2 separate regions of the Homo sapiens genome follow, and region 2 is linked to region 1. Evidence: chromatin loops called from intact Hi-C (ENCODE). Cell type or tissue: OCI-LY7. All regions are shown on one strand.

The links. Peaks named below come from ENCODE experiments on the same cell type or tissue, not always from the same donor. Only the 100,000 strongest peaks of a DNase experiment are listed, where the experiment ranks them.
Region 2: a loop joins it to region 1, with 2.3 times the contacts of the local background. A loop is called at or near these places in 2 of 110 quality-filtered maps.

What each region holds. Positions count from the first base shown.
Region 1 is chr2:230,146,961-230,149,460 of GRCh38, forward strand. No RefSeq gene overlaps it. Among named protein-coding and RNA genes, the nearest start is that of SP110, 72 kb to the right of the region's middle. In OCI-LY7, no CTCF peak of the experiment used is centred here; a DNase peak (open chromatin) is centred at 1,531.
Region 2 is chr2:229,779,898-229,782,397 of GRCh38, forward strand. All of the region lies in intron 34 of TRIP12 (thyroid hormone receptor interactor 12), which reads right to left. Among named protein-coding and RNA genes, the nearest start is that of DNER, 67 kb to the left of the region's middle. In OCI-LY7, CTCF peaks have their summits at 1,056 (motif pointing right) and 1,263; a DNase peak (open chromatin) is centred at 1,064.

The sequences.
Region 1 (2,500 bases):
CACAGTCTTTTGAAAAAGTGACTAGACAAAACTATGGGATCTCATCTAAGATTTCATCCTAGGGAGGTAAAGGTTGGATTTGAAAATAGGGTTTGAATGGGCCCCAGGAAAAAGAATCAAGCTGTTTCTTGCTTGCATACTAGTATGTCTTGCTATTTCAATATAAAGGTTACCAGTTAACTACTAACAAGATCACTATTCATCATTAAGAATCTGTTAATGGCTAATTTGAAAGGAAATTTTATTTCTAGTTGTGATATATAGGTATACATGTTACCTAAAGCTAAGTATAGTATAGATGCTATGTGTATATGCATATGTATGTGTATAGAGAAATTTATATTCCTGTCCATATATACAATTATAGGACCATTCTGGGCCAATTGAATCTAGACTATTTCCATGAGTTAAGGTCAGATGAACCTTAGTTGTAATTATTATACTTACAGTTTATGTAGCACTAACAATTTTTTAAAAATCAGAAACATCAGTCAATCATTTGCTTTGCTTTGGATATAAGGACTTTTTCTGCCCATGTTCTCACGTTATCTCCATATCTACCACCACAGATCTCCTAGTTAAAGGCAAATAACCACAACACAGGCAAAAATAAGAGAGCATGTGACTGAGAGACAGTGATATATTATTTCCATGGATCCCCAGGTGCTCATTCTTTTTACATTTTAATGTAAAATGTAAAATCTAGATGTGTTTTTCAAAAAGACTAAAAAGTGCTGTCCAGCTTCTGTGCCATGGCCTGTGCGTCTATGACCTCAGACATTATTCCAGGGAGCATCTTAGGGCAAGAGCAATCCCCTGATGTTTCAGTCAGCAGCCATTTACAAACCATTAGAGGAAGGAATGTGAGTCCAGGTTTTTGTTTGAAAATTCCTCATTGACACCTTGTTGTAATAAGATCAAGACATTTACCAATAATTAGTCCCTTCTTTAAGCCAATGGGAAACTCGAACTTCTCCTATCTTTTTGAGATTAGGTGAAGCCATGTGTACTTTTTTCATTGTCTATTCCTGTGTAATAAATCACCCTCCAAACCTAGAGGCCTATTATCTCACTGTTTCTGTGGATCGAGAATTCAGACAGGACACAGACATATGGGAGGTGCCTCATCTGGAAGACTGGAAGGCTGAGGGGCTGGGATCACCTGGAGGCTTGATGGAGGCTGGAGGATCCACTCTGAGGGACCCACTCACACACCCAGTGGGTTGGTACTGGCCAACTGGTTCCTCTCCACATAGGCTTCTCTTCATCTGGTGCTCTCAAAGGGCTGCTCGAGTGTCCTTGTGACATGATGGCTGGCCTTCACCAGAATGCACCATCTGAAAGTGGGCCCACACCAGTTGAAGGTATTCTTTTTGCATTTGGCCTCTCGGGTCACATATTTCAATGTCTGCCATAGTCGTAGCGAGGCAGTAGGTCTGGCCCACATGCAAGGGAAGGGGAATTAGTCTCCACCTTTTGAAGATGGGTAGATACATTTTTAAACTACTGGTCCGTGTGACTGGTTTTGCAAATAGGAAGTGACACCTGTCACTTTTGAAGGAAAGCCTGTAAGAGGTGGTGTGTGATTTTCCACATTCTGGTCCCCTGTCAATATTGAGGGTGCACGTGTTCACATGGAGGACTAAAGCTGAACTGTTACACGGGGTGGCTGCCCTAGAAAGTAGCCCTGACCCACCAGGGATCTCGTATGAGTGAGAAATAAACCTTTGTTTTAAGCCACTGAGATTTGGGGATAGTTACTGCAGCATAACTAACTCTATCCTGATGAATATTCTCCTGCAACCAAATGTGAGAAACAGCTGTCAGTGGCCCAAAGAGAATCCTGGAGACTGCAGTATATCTTTTTAAAAGATACACTTGGCTGGGCGCGGTGGCTCACACCTGTAATCCCAGCACTTTGGGAGGCCGAGGCAGGTGGATCACGTGAGGTCAGGAGTTCGAGACCAGCCGGGCCAACATGGCGAAACCCCATCTCTACTAAAAGTACAAAAATTAGCTGGGCGTGGTGACACGCACCTGTAATCCCAGCTACTCAGGAGGCTGAGGCAGGAGAATCGCTTGAACCCAGGAGGCAGAGGTTGCAGTGAGCCGAGATTGTGCTACTGTACTCCAGCCTGGGCAACAAGAACGAGACTCCGTCTCAAAATAAATAAATAAATAATAAATAAATAAATAAAAGATACACTGCATTACCAATTCTCCCAGTGGCATACAGTCGGGGCTGGCAAACCACGGTCCACAGGTTAAATCCAGCCTACCATTTGTTTTGTATAGCCTGCGAGTAAGAATGTTTTTTTTTTTTTTTTTTTTTTTTTTTTGAGACGGAGTTTCGCTCTGTCGCCCATGCTGGAGTGCAGTGGCGCGATCTCGACTCACTGCAAGCTCCGCCTCCCGGGTTCACGCCATTCTCCTGCCTCAGCCTCCCGTGTAGCTGGGACTACAGGCGCGCGCCACCATGCCCGGCTAATTTTTGTATTTT
Region 2 (2,500 bases), 370 kb before region 1:
CCCGCCAGATCAGACCATAAACAAAGATATGCAGGTAGTGACAAGTTCATATCACAGGTTATACTCTAAGTCTAACTGTAACCCTGTCAAGAAGGCAACATTTATAGATTACTTGTAAACAAAGGGTACTATTTTAGCATTATTACAGTTACTCTTAAAAATTACCCACACTAGCTTAAAAGTTTAGAGGTAGTCCACTAAACGTTTAACTCTCTCAAAACAGAGATCTGCTTGGGCCTAGTGGTGCTTTCCTGATTAACCCCAATCCTATTAGAATTCCACACCAGTAAATGGTATCACCATTAAACCCAAAATGAATAATCCCACCAAATCCTTAGAGCCGTCCTTGGCCATTCTTTAAACTCGCATAATCCAATCCATCAGAGTAAATACAATAAGCGCTGCCTTCAAAATGCATTCTAAACTAATTACCAACTTTACCCAGCTGCCATTCTCTGTCATCTGGTCCACTGCTAAAGCCTCCTAGATGGTCTCTGCACTAGCATTCCCGACATCTTGTATCCCATTCTCACAGGAGCAAGCGTAATCCTTACAAAACACAAGTTCGCGGCATCCCTTTGCTACTTTCCAAAGGTTTTCCATCTCATTCAAAGCACAGCTCCAGTTCTTACCACGGCCTACATGACCCCTCTGCCCACCCTGCTCAGTCTCTCTGACTCCTACTACTCTGCCCTTGCTCTCTATGCTCGAGCCACACTCATCCTCCAACAGGCTAGGAACACTGCTTCTCTGTTCTTGTGCTAGAGATACTCTTCCCCCAGACGCAATGACTTGCCTCCACTCAAATGTCCTCAGACTGCCCTACGCATCCCCATAATGCTTCATCCTCTTATTTTTACTTTTCTTCCACATGGCCTAACATATATGTGTACATGAATGTGTGTGTATGTATTGGCCTCCCCAAACTAAAAGATAAGCTCCATCATGGGGGTGGGAGTACTTTGTATATTCTGTTCTGCACTGAATCCCAAGCACTAGAGGCCTGAGGAACAAAAGAGAAGCAAAGAAAAACCTGCAGTAACACATGGTATCCACTAGATGGTGCTAGTCAATTCTCCTTTTGGCATAACATTATCCCAGGTTCAACAGAAGTCACAGATCAAATTAGTCTATTTCCTTCATCCAATGCTGTTGTTTCTAAAAGGATTCTTAAAATATTAAATCACTAAAAGCACTTCCTCTGTGAGCCTCTGCAGAAGGTGGAAGGCCCAGGTCATGTTTGCTTTGCTGATACAACCTGGGGGTGGCCAGCACCCCCACAGAGTAACCTGATCTCTTCAGGGATTATCATTCTACCCAACTACACCACTAAAAGTGTAGGTACTTGGTTGAGCTTCATTTTTCTTTTTAAAGGAAAGGAAAGCATAAAACCCCAGAAACAGAAAAACAAAAGTTTGACAACTTGACTTAAAATGGAATCTTTTTCTCTCAAAACTAACACATACTGGCACTTATTATGTGACAATGGTCTGAGTGTTTCACACATTGCAGCTCATTTTATCATTCTAACAACATGAGGAGGCAGCTGCACTAATTATGTAAAGGGCTGAGAGGACACTGATGAGTTTATGTTAACTTGCCCAAAATCACATAGCCAGTAAGTGGGCAGGCCAGGCTCCACATTCCCTGCTCCTGATCTTCCACATTCCCAAAAGGATACTGGGTCACTGGGTCATTTGTAACCCTAATCCTGGGGGTTTGGGTGGCTTGTGAGCCCAAAGACTGGTATAATCCTTCCCTGGCTTACCAATCATCCCAATTCAAATAGGAGCCCACACTGTGACCTGACATTTTCACTGGGATTCTTCTAGAGCTAGTTAGAAATTCTTCCTAAAGGCCACCAGCTGACATGTACAGCTGAATTTGAATCATAACCTGAAGCCCTATGCATCTCACAAAGTCAGTGCTTGTGAGGTAGGGGTGGAGGTACTTTCCCCTTCCCCAGTGAAGCAGCTCCTGGAATCTTTTCCGAGGTCAACAGGTAAGACCCATGAAGGAAGGGCATAAAATCTTGACCTTACATTAGCAATCCAATCCTGCTCCTTAGAACAACCTGTGTGAAGACATTTTGAGCTTGTTTAGGTTTCACGCAAGATGCAATTTTAACAGAACCATGAGGGATGAGAGAGGAAAGATATTTCCTGGCAAGAGAAAAATATGCTGAAGAAAGTGGAATGTACGTTTAAAGAGACTAAAAACATACCAAATGGTTAGAGCAAAGGTCCTGCAGTCTCATAAGTAACAAATTTGGATGCACCAACATATAAGAATCGCATCCTCTGAGCAACAGCCATGATCAAGCTAGATTCAAAAAATCCGTATCTCTTATGCCAGCAGTCCAGGGCCTCCACTCCATCTGGCCTCCTCCTTTCTATCCCCCTTCTCCCAACACTTCTACAGCAGTACTAACTTCTGCCACTCACCACCAAGCCTGACCCTTTGCTCAGGCCCCATCTCCTACTAGAAAATGGTTCCTCAA